Linked DNA regions of Homo sapiens: region 2 is linked to region 1. A link is a loop called in an ENCODE intact Hi-C map of the cell type or tissue named here. Cell type or tissue: gastrocnemius medialis. All regions are shown on one strand. Links, peaks and the distances in the headings refer to the core of each region. The heading gives the core; the rest is flanking DNA.

Evidence for each region. A loop is a pair of places that touch in the nucleus more often than their neighbours do. Peaks named below come from ENCODE experiments on the same cell type or tissue, not always from the same donor. Only the 100,000 strongest peaks of a DNase experiment are listed, where the experiment ranks them.
Region 2: a loop joins it to region 1, with 9 times the contacts of the local background. A loop is called at or near these places in 76 of 110 quality-filtered maps.

Annotation. Positions count from the first base shown.
Region 1 is chr18:34,785,264-34,791,951 of GRCh38, reverse strand. All of the region lies in intron 3 of DTNA (dystrobrevin alpha), which reads right to left. Among named protein-coding and RNA genes, the nearest start is that of DTNA-AS1, 21 kb to the right of the region's middle. In gastrocnemius medialis, for the core only: a CTCF peak has its summit at 3,814 (motif pointing right); no DNase peak of the experiment used is centred there; H3K27ac peaks cover 1,161 bases.
Region 2 is chr18:34,659,118-34,664,117 of GRCh38, reverse strand. It overlaps a transcript of DTNA not described here. Among named protein-coding and RNA genes, the nearest start is that of DTNA, 49 kb to the left of the region's middle. RefSeq lists enhancers at 3,718-4,221, 4,222-4,725. In gastrocnemius medialis, for the core only: a CTCF peak has its summit at 2,443 (motif pointing left); a DNase peak (open chromatin) is centred at 4,297; H3K4me3 peaks cover 844 bases; H3K27ac peaks cover 3,796 bases.

The sequences.
Region 1 (6,688 bases), core at 882-5,881:
GGTTGCAAATCTGGCTCTTCTACGACAAGTGCATGACCTCTAAGACTTAGAGTCTCACTTCCTTCATCTATGAAATGGGGCTGGCATTCCTAAAATGGAAAAATGCATAGAGTAAAAAGTGGTAGTTCCTGGTACCTAGCAGACAATGCATTATAGATGAACAAGTAAATAATGTGAGTCATGTCAAAAGAAAAATATATTGCAATATATCTCTGATTTGGAGCAGATGAGTACAAATCACATACCAACTAAAATAAATATTTATTAGTTTTGGAAAAATTCAGATTTAAGTGATTTCAAATTTGCAAGCTTTTCTGTATATCAAGAATTAATCAACAAGGAAATTATTTGTATTTCTTGGTGTTATTTATCCAACTCTTCTATCTAGCAAGCAAAACACTCCCAGGGAAATGGCATTTATAAACTAAATTTATTTATTTATTTAAATTCTAGTTGGGAAGAGCTGGGATTCCTCTAATTACTCCCTATAGATTTGATCTGTGAATCTTCTGGATCTAGTCATCAGGATGTGTCTGGGTGCAGGATGCAAAGAAAGCAGTGCTGATGACATCCAGCCTGTCGTCCTGCTTGGTCCCTGTGACCTATCCTCACCTAGTTCCTGGTTGTGGATGATGTGGAACAGACATCTGGGGAGAGGAGCATGGACTGGGAACTTGAGCATGGGAGGGAGATGGGTATATGTCAAGAAAGCTAAATGGCTGTTGGCAAAGGGAGGGAATCTGGATGCTTAAATTTCTCTTGACGAGCCATTGTAAGGAATAGGAAACCCTTTTAGAATTCCCAGTGGTGGAATTATCCAGGCCCATGGGAGTGACCACAGGAGTGGCCCACATAAGGGTTCCCACATAGGCATGCCCATGTAAGGGTTCTTTGGGTACTTCAGCCTCAGGGTGAGCAGCCCATACTCATCTCTCCCCTTGCCGGCTCTGGGATTCCCTTCCTTGGTGAATGCCACCATCCTCCCGCTGCCTATTCTCCCTCCAGGGAGATTTACTTTCTGGGTTCTATCAATGACCTAGTCCTATGGACTGTATATCTCCTAAACATCACTGTAATCCCACCATTTCCATGAACCTTTATTGCCACCACCCAATTTCGTTACCCAATGCTATCACGCTTACTGTTTGGCTGAGTCAGTTCTTTTTTCATTCTTTCTGTACTCCCTTTCTACTCACTGCAGCCAGAGTGTGATTTCTAAACCGTAATTTGACATATCACTTGTATGCTGCTTAAAATTGTATGCTGCTTGGAGAATGGCGTGAAGCCGGGAGGCGGAGCTTGCAGTGAGCCAAGATTGCGCCACTGCACTCCAACCTGGGCAACAGAGCGAGACTCCGTCTCAAAAAAAAAAAAAAAAAAAAAATATATATATATATATATAGTATGCTGCTTAAAGTCCTTTAATAACTTCCCATTAATTTGAAATCTAAACAAGGATTGAAGTTTTTTTTCTTTCTTTTCTTTTTTCATCTAGCCCCTGTGTACTTCTCATCTACATCTCATCTACTATACCTTGGCGTCAACATTACTTCCTCAAGGATATCTTTCTGGGCTGGATCAGAAACCCTGTCTCCGGGTTTTATACCCCTTGCATGCACCACCTTAGAGCTCTGTCCTTCCCCATCACAGCATGTAGTGGGCACTCTTGTGTAGACCAACAGTTTGTCTGTTTCCCATTCTGCGTTGCATGTGGCACAGGACAAGGCTGTGTCTATTGTGATAACTGTTCACACCCCTAGTGCCCCTCACACTGCCTTACACATCCTTACACATAGGAACTTGGTAAATGTCTTTTGACTAAATGAGAGAATGACAAAGAAATGACTCAACAGTGAAACAGGGTTTTCTAAGGATGCATTTGCTTTCTAAAATGCAATAAGGCATAGTCATGAAGAATCACAGAGACACTGGTTTGAATCCTAGGTATACTGTCAGTCTAATTAACTTCTCTGAATCTTCATGTTAGAAAAGTGGAACTGAAAATAGCATCTACTTTCGGATGATTACTATGACAGCTGAATAAAATAATGCCTGTAAAACACTTGGAATAGGGCATGTCATGTAGGAGACAATAGTTGTTTATTATTATAATCAAATACCTAGAAATTATATGAAAGTTATTAAACATAAATATGCTGCATTTATGTGCTTACATATTGAAGGTCCTAATATAAGGAACGTAAAAGAAAAATATTTCATGAAAAATAAAATAATTCTGGCTAACTGTGAGAATAGATAATTAAAAATGATTTAAGTAAAACTAGTTTTCATAATTATATGCAAACACTATGGTAGATTGTGAGGACTCAATACAAACAATATAGATGTGGTTCCTGCCTATGGGAGCTAACAGTCTGGTGGGAATACAGACATGACTCACACAATCACACAAACGGGTGATCAGAAATAGTGACATACTGTGACATATAGCATGCTAGGTATAAAATGGGATTACGATATGGTCTTGATTGGGCCAGAACAAGATAAGGTTGCAGGAGCACCATAACTACAATAAGGATTTGGCTCTTTATGCTGAGTATGAAGACATGGGTTTTAAGTAGGACAGCAACATGATCAGGAATGCAGCTTAAAAATGTCATTTCTGACTTTAAGGGAAGAAAGGAGCGGAGACGGACAGGCACACAGTGGGAAGTAGTTGGAGCATATTGTTTTAGTTCCAGTAAGGGATGGTGGTATTTTTGTCTACAAGGTGGTACTATGCAGAAAAAACTGCAGTCACGCACATTGTACCCCTTATTTTCCAGTGGTGGCATAGTGGAAAGAATTCAGATTTTGCAGCCACAGAGATTAAGGTTTCATTCCTGGCTCTGGAAATAACTGCAAAACTGGGCAAATTTTATTAATAAAAATAAAATGTAATAATATTTTGTTTATACATTGTATTATTCCTTTTTTAAAATGAGGAAACGAATGCCATCCAGAGGCAGTTATAGTGAGATTAAAAGAGAACGTGTATTTACATAATAGATGATCAAGAAATGAGCTATTTGTGATAAAATAACTAAATACACTCTGATCTAAAGCCATACTATTCTACTACTAATTTATAAGATCTGTGAGTCCAAAACTAAATTTTAGCCAAGTATCCCAATTTCAATAAATTAATCAACCCATAATCTTGATGACGTATTATGTGGGTGAAGTAAAAGAATCACAAAGTGCATTGCAGCCACAAAAGCAGACACTTAGTTTTGTTGTCATAAATTTTGAGTTAGTGGAGTTTAAGTTGATTTTACCATATCGGGTCATTAGAAACCTGGTGAGGAGGCTATCTTTCACAAAGGTTTCATGGAAACTTTATTTCATTGGCGACTACCTTGGGAGGTGTAAGCATAGTGCAGAAGGTGCAGGAACCGGGGCAGTGGCTGGGGTCCCCTACTGACTGTCCCTATGACCTTGGGCAAGTCACTTAACTTCCTTAGGTTTCAGTTTCCTCGCCTGTAAAATGAGGACAATACTATTTTCTCTACTACATTGTTGTTTTGGGGGGGTCAAATGAGATACTTCACATAAAGCACTCCACATAGTGCTTATAATAAGCATTGTATAATAAGCATTCAGTATACATTAGTTATTGAGAAATTTAAGTAACATAAGCCTTTTGTTTATTTAAATAGTGACACTGAGAAATGCTAAGTTGAGATTCATTAAGAAGTTATTAAGAAGTTTGTTTTAAAAGTCTGACAGTTGTATAAATATGTTGCTTACTGCTGTGCTAGTTAAATCATTTTAGATGACATTTAGGTTGTGTAATAATGACTATGAACCACTAGATGGCACTGCGCGCATTTTACTAAATAGCTATCAAACCAGTCGTCCATTAATAGAGCACCTGCTACTAGGCACAGGAGATAGGAGGAATTCCCTCATCTATACAGTTGCATATATTTTACATTAATATACTAGGAAAGGCAACGGTTTGCATAACGAAATTCCTTAGTTAACAATAACCACATCGAGAATAGACAAAATGCATTCTTAACCTAATATTTAGTTCTTCATGGAATCTTAAAAGTAACGATAATAGTGTTGATTTCAGGCATTAATTATTAAGACCTAAGATTTGTCTTTACATACATAAATGGAAATAGACAAAGCTTCAATGGTTTTCTATAAATCCAGGCAATCTCAGGTAGAAAAGGGCTAGGTTCGGGTGTTGGGGGGAGAGTTGCAGATGGGTAAAGGAGAGTTTGTTTATCTCAAGAGATATTTTTAATGTGTTTTCTGACATCTTGCACTATTTTAATGGGAGATGGAGTCCTTCATTCACAGAGATGACTTAAATCCAAGCATCCGTAGGAAAAGTGCTAAAATGACAAACCTAGTTATATCTAGATAGAGATGGCTGATGTCATAAACTTTATTAGAAATAGTAGAATCATATAAGTTAGATAAAATATGGGGGAGAAAAATATCAAAAAGACAACTTCAAGATTTAGTCTATTTTATGATTTATCCAGGGCCAGCCTTTCTTGAATCCCTGAGGCTGGGTCCAAGTTTCTGAATCTAAGCATGATGTTCTTTTTCTAAAGCATTTGATGATCTCAAAATTCTCAAACCCAGACTCTACCACCTCCTGAGTCCAAAATATAAAAGAGTGGAAAAGGGTTTTGACAAAACTCTCCAGGTGATTCTGACAACCACTGATTATAAACTTTTAGAAGGTTTTCAAAGGGCTTGCAGCTGAGAAAGGTCAGTAGACAATTATAGTGACTTAGCTTTAGTCATTATGGAATAGTGATCCTTAACTGTGGCTTCACAATGGAATCACCTGCAAGGATGTAAAATGGATTCCTGGTGATACTGGTGGTCCAACATCACACTTGTAGTAACAAAACACAGGCTATTTAGAAATGCTGCATCTCTTAGGCTCCCACACAGACCTAGAAAATCGTAATCTGCATTTTAACAACATATCTAGGCAGTTTGTATTCACATTTAAGTATAAGAAGCGCTTCTTGAAGTCAGTAGTTCTCAGTCCTTTGGCATCAAGACAGCCTGAAATGTCTTCGTAGGTTGTGAGGTGTATTGCAAGAAGCTGATTACCATAAATTAATTTATGCAGTTTAACAGTGATTTGTATAAGGATATATATACATATTATTTTAGAAGGGTTTGAGGCTTAATCCCTAAGAAGGTCACTCATTGCATTATGATGTGCTTTAATTAGGAGAACAGGAAATTGTAGTTATGCTGGAAATTGGATATAATCTGTTGATCTGCTATTGGGAATACATATATCTTCTTGTGCGTAGACAGTGTTGTGTGTGGTTTTGTGTGTGTGTGTGTATATCCATGCGCATGCTCCCTCAATCTCCACCCTGCCCTCCGTGCTTAAAGTGAGGGTGACTGGTGTCTGAGGTTTCTGTTATGACTTGTTTTCCCCTCTTTGAGATATGCAGATATATGCAGGAATCCCCATAGCAACAAAGATAAATAGTTTCTCCTGAAAATGCATTCAGTTCTCCCCTCCCTAGATGTAAATTTCCTGACCTTCAGTGCAATATTCCCGGCATGAATTTCCATTGCAATTACACTCTTCAGAGTACAAGAACAAAGTTCAGGTAGTATTTCTGATTAGTTTACACACCGGGTTTGAAGTGCCATATTATGTTCTTTCATATAGCAGATTCTTAAAATACATTTGCTAGCTTGTAGAAAAGTTAATTATGGAGACTCATTCTTTTAGTTATCAAACAAAGTTCCAATGTCCTTAGAATGAACAGATGAACACGCATATAAGCATTGTCTTGTTCCTACGACAACTCTCAAATGGAAAGTTTCATTCAGTATTCTAAGCACCAAGTAGACTTTAAGAAAAAATTGCTTTTAAGGAGCTCACATGTGGGCCAGGCTTCACAGAACTGGGGTGTGAGGAGGTAGGGAGAGGAACTTAGCCCCTTGAGAATGTCAGGAGTGACACTAGGTTCCTGAGACTCATTACCCTAAGCTGCTCACTGGCTGCATTTTGTAGTCTTCCATCTTAGTCTTATAACTTCTCTCATACAATAAGTGTTTATTCAGTCCTTATTGTGTTGCAGTGCTGTTCTGGTTTCTAGAATTGGAGTGTACAAAATAGGTCCCTAATCACACAGAACTTACATGTGTGTCGGAGAGGGAGGAGATAGAGATATTAAATAAGTGCATTGAGCATGCAATAATAATCTATTTTCTCTCCTTTTAGATTTCAAAATATTCAATTGGCATATAAAAATTGTATATATTCAGAGGTATACAATGGGATTTGACATTTATATATACATACTATTTATATTCTCTTATAGAGAAACATGAACTGAGACACTGGGATTCAAGTGTTTCTTCATTTGTACAATGGGAATAATAATATCCTTTCTGATAGAGTTCTGAGGAACAGTGAAAATGTACATGGGAAAAGAGTAAAATATAAAGTACTATATAAATTTTAGGCATTATTCTTATTTTTGAGAGCAAACAGAGAGGCATTAAAATTTACTCTCATATTCAGGTAGAATTATAAAAATTTTCCACTCACAAAAATTCTTTCAATTCTTTGCCTCACTCTGTCTGGTATAAATATATTTGTCCCTTAATATGAGCTTTCTTCTATAACTTGAGGTTTGTTTTCCCTTTAGTGGATGAAATGATGTTATAAATCCATGAGAGA
Region 2 (5,000 bases), core at 1-5,000, 130 kb after region 1:
AGTCTTTTCATAGCCTTTCAGATTATTATGGACAGTTTTCTTTGATACAACAGTGAAATTCAACAAGTGATTGTTCCTTAAAAATGGAATGTGGAATCTGAAACATATCAATGAACTTCATATAATCTATTACAGTAAACTCAATTATTTGTCTCATACTTGGTATAGTTTTTAAAAAAATCTATATATGATTTTATGACAAAATAGTCTAGCTCACTTAGTAAAGCAGATCTTCCAAATGTTTACGTATTATTTTTGATAACAAAAAATTACTTTTGTTAATGTCACCACGAGTCTCATCAAGAAAGGTATTGAGAAGCTGTCAAGTTTATAGTGGCAGATGTAGGCTTTTCAAAATTCTAATTTCTACTTGAAAGTTTGAATTTTATCATTGTCAGAAATTCCTGTCAGTTGTTTTTTCTGGTGACAAGCTTATTTCATTCAATTTCAAAAAACATTTGCCAAATACCCCTGCTGAAATAATCATAGTTTGTCTGCCCATTGTTCTTTCAAAAAAAAAATGTTCTATGAAAGAAATGACTAGTACCACTTGTACCTTGAACAATAATACTTGGAGACAACTACCGCACCTCAACATATTTCAAAAGTGCTTTATGTGTACTTCCCATTTCCTTGCACTATTAAAAGGATGTGGCTAGGCACGGTGGCTCATGCCTCTAATCCCAACACTTTGGGAGGCCAAGGCAGGAGAATCGCTTGAGCCTGGGAGTTCAAGACAAGTCTGGGCATAGCAAGACATATCAAGACCTTGTCTCTACAAAAAAAGAAAAAATTAGCCAGGCGTGGTGGCATGCACCTGTATGTAGTCCCAGAAACTTAGGAGACTGAGGTAGGAGGATCACTTGAGCCCACGGGGTCAAGGCTGCAGTGAGCCACGATCATGCCAATGAACTCCAGCTTGGATGACAGAGTGAGACCCTATCTCAAAAAAATAAAAAGTAAAAATAAATAAATAAAATAACGTCATTTACACTCCCAAGACTTAATAACATGCTTTTGCTGTTGCTTGCTTTGTTTTTCACTGGAAGTACATGGGAGTGAAGAAATATTACTACCAGTAGAGCTTGGTGCCACTGCCTTCAACCCCTAGTAATAGATTCCAGCAGTTTTACTTACCATTACTTTTGCACATCTGTGTGACTGTCCCATAGTGAAAAAGGCAAATAATATGATAGAGTTGTTATTAAAATAGTTTTAACCTCAAGAATCTCATGAAAGTGTCTTCATTTTGAGAACCGTTGTCCTAAAAGGAAGGGCATATATTAAGGTTGTTGAGACAAATCTCTGAGGTTGAATAACACAGTTGTTCCTCAGGGTTAAAGGAGATCACTTAGCACAGTGCCTGACACAACTGTCAACTCAACAGATGTTAGCTATGATTACTAATATTTATATTATCATTTCTTTTTCAGATCAAGAAGCAATGATATGAGTAAATCAGAATATCAGCTGTGTGTTGGAATTTATCCTACCTAAATCCAAATTTTAGTTCTGCAATTCTTCTGTGAGTATAAGTTACATGCAGATATGTTTTTCCTGCTATTTTAAGTGAGACTGAGATTTTTGTCCCTCACATGTCAATTTTGTAAATCCTTGGGTAATCAGTCATGAGAGACATTTCTCAGTCATTAGTTAGTGGGGACAACTGAGAGAAGGTATTTGACTGGGTCCCAGGATCGCCCAGTCCCTTATCTTCTTCCTGCCATATCATGTTTGGGAAGCAGGTATTTCCAAAGGGTTATGCAAAGCTCATAGGGACATCTAGCTGATGTAAATGATGGAAATAGGTAAGTGTAAGTCAAGGAGACCAGTCACATTGTGCCTGCATATTTTACTCTTATGAATATTTTTTACTGCCTCCAAGAAATATGTTCTCTCTCATTTTCCTTGAAATTACAAGAGGCTTGCTTGCTATGTTATTCTTTTTACCATCTTTGACCTGAGTACAAAAAAAAAAAAAACAACAACCGGTTCTTAACAACAAAATGATGCAAGCTTGATAATAAGTAACAGCTTACATTTAATCTCGGTGTTAGAAAAATAGAGAGTGATAGTGATGGAGTTGAAATGAAGAGTTTGTGCCTTGTTTATAGAGAGAAGCTCCCTCTGACTGCCACACAGAGGCGCAGACATACAGTGTGGCCACATCTTTCTATTTTCAAGCTCAGGGTGGAAATCCAGATATTTATGTGAAATTTTCCAATTTATAAATGTTGCCCCAAACTGGGTAGGCCACATAAAACATGTTGGCAGGGTTTGAAAGCTGCCACATTTTTGATTTCTCCAAATATATAACTTAATTTCCCTCCATGATCTCACTGACCATTATCCTCTGCACTTAACTCTGTCACCTCTCCTATCTTGGGGCAAAGAGGGTGGGAACAGTGGATGGAGAGGCGCCTTTATCTCCCTCTAGTGGTGAAAATATGCCAAAACAACTAGCTGAATGTTCATTCATCCTGTTTATTGAAAACTCATCTATGCGAAACTCATCCTTTGTCTGATTAAAATTAGCAAAACAGACTCTGGCTGTTATGTGTGAGATGTGAACTGAAAGGAAATTTTACTACCAGTGCAGATTAGACTCTGGGGTAAAAGAAGCCAGAAAGAGGGAGCAGGGATATCAGCCCAAGTAGGAATTTAGAAGATTCAAGAGTTTCAGACCTCATCACCAGGAAAAGAGAAGAATCTAAAAACTTGTACTCTAACAGAAGGCAGGGCCATCAATACATACTGCAGCTGGAAGGCATACACTAAGTTTTATGGGCAAAGTTGAGTATAGTGTGAATGATCAACGTATCCACTAGCTAGAGCAGTGTCTAGTAAGTACTGCTAATTTGATCCCTGTTTTAAGTATTTAATAGTACCTTAGCTCTTATTAATTAATGGAGAGCATCTCATATTCTTTGTTTAGAAGCTCCACTTGGGGAAAATGTTTTCAGGGTGGAGAATGGAATACATTTTGCAAATAAACAGAATTTCAAATAGGTTAGTAATACAGAGCTAATAAATGATACTGAGAAAGATAAAAAATAGATATCATAATAGTTGTTGACAAAAGAGTCAAACTCTGAAAAATATTTGAAAAGATAAATTTTGAGCCAAATATGAGTGGGCAATGGTCAGTGACACAGCCCTGTCTCCTGAGAACATGTGCCCAAAGTAGTCAGGCTTCAGCTTAGTTTTATACATTTTAGGGAGACAAAAGACATCAATCAATACATGTAAGATGTACACTGGTTGGGTCAGGAAAGGTGGCACAACTCAAAGCGGGGGTGGGGAGCTTCAAGGTCATAGGTAGATTCAAACAATTTCTAATTGGCAATTGGTTGGAAGACTTAAGTTATTGTCTAAAGACCTGGAATCAACAGAAGGGAATGTCTGGGCTAAGATAAGGGGTTTTGGAGACCAAGGTTCTTATTATGCAGATGAAGTCTCCAAGTAACAGGCTTCAGAGAGATTAGATTGTAAATGTTTCTTATTAGACTTAAAAAGGTGCCAGACTCTTAGTCGATTCTCTCCTGGATCAGGAAAAAGACCTGGAAAGGGAAGGGGATTCTCTACAGAATGCAGATTTTCCCCACAAGCAATAGCTTTGCAGGGCTATTTCAAAATATGTCAAAGAAATATAATTTAGAGTAAAATACTTTGATATCTTTCAGGGCCTGCTGTCTGTCAGGTGATGCTATACTAGATCAGGCTGGAATTTGGTGACCTATTGCTACAAAAAGTCTTAAGATCTCTGTTTTAATGTTAATGCTGCTCAGTTGTGCCTGAATTCCAAAGGGAGGATGTCTGACCCCCCACTTCCTCTCACGGCCTGAACTAGTTTTCCAGGTTAACTGGAATGCTCTTGGCTGAGAGGAGGGGTCCATTCCGATGGTTGGGGGGCTTAGAATTTTATTTTCAGTTTACACAGCTTTGCTTCATTTGGATGCCCATGGTGTCTTAGAACACTGTCCCCAAGTATTATATGCCTGTAGCTCAAATGTCAACTTTCAAGGATGGTTCCCTCTCTTGTATACTCATTTCTTTGCCTTCTGCCCTCCTTGGTACACTCAGATAATTTAAAGAACTGAAATACAATTGCTTTTAAAAGCTCAATACTTCATTATACTTTTGTTTTGAAAACAGTTTTTGAGTTGAGAGTATGTCAGCAAAAGCAACCAAAAGAATGTGGATGTTGTTACAAGGTCAGCTTTTCAGCAGCCGTAGGCAGCCATTACTGGCATTCTGTCAAACAATCACCACTGGCAGCGGGGCCATTCATAGGCAATGAGTCAGCAGCTCTGACAGCACTAAATACGGTCACCGGTTAATGCGCAAGATAACAGGCTCACATGCTCCTTCAGAAAGGGCTGGTGAGAGGAAGTATTTTATTTTTCAAGTTTATTTAGAAGAAGATCAGAATAGGTTGTTAAAACCCAGATGTTAAATGAGTGTGTGTGTGTGTGTGTGTGTGTCTGTGTGTGTCTGTGTGTATGTGTACGTGTTAGAATCTAGAATGAAATATATATGGATTTCTTGTGTAAGGAAAAACATGTTCAAACTGAGAGCTGAAATATCAGAAGCTAGGCATTTCAAATGAGATACTGTTGTACAAAGAAGTGCCTGCCTTATACCTGGGCTGTACAGTCCAGTAGTCATTGGCTACATGTGGCTATTGAGCAGTTGAAATGCGGCTAGCCCAAATCAAGATGTGTTGGAAGTGTAAAATCTACACAGGATTTCAAGCATACAGTACAAAAAAGGAATAAAAGACCTCATTAATAACTTTTTATATTAGTTACATGTTGAAATGATAATAGTTTTGATATATTGGACTAAGTAAAATATATTTAGATTAATTTCACCTGTTTCTTTTTCCTTTTTTAATGTGGCTACTAGAAAATTTATAATTACATATGTGGCTTGCATCCTGTTTCTATTGGATAGTACTATTTTAAAGGAAGATATTTGCTATCATCTCCTTCCAGTCA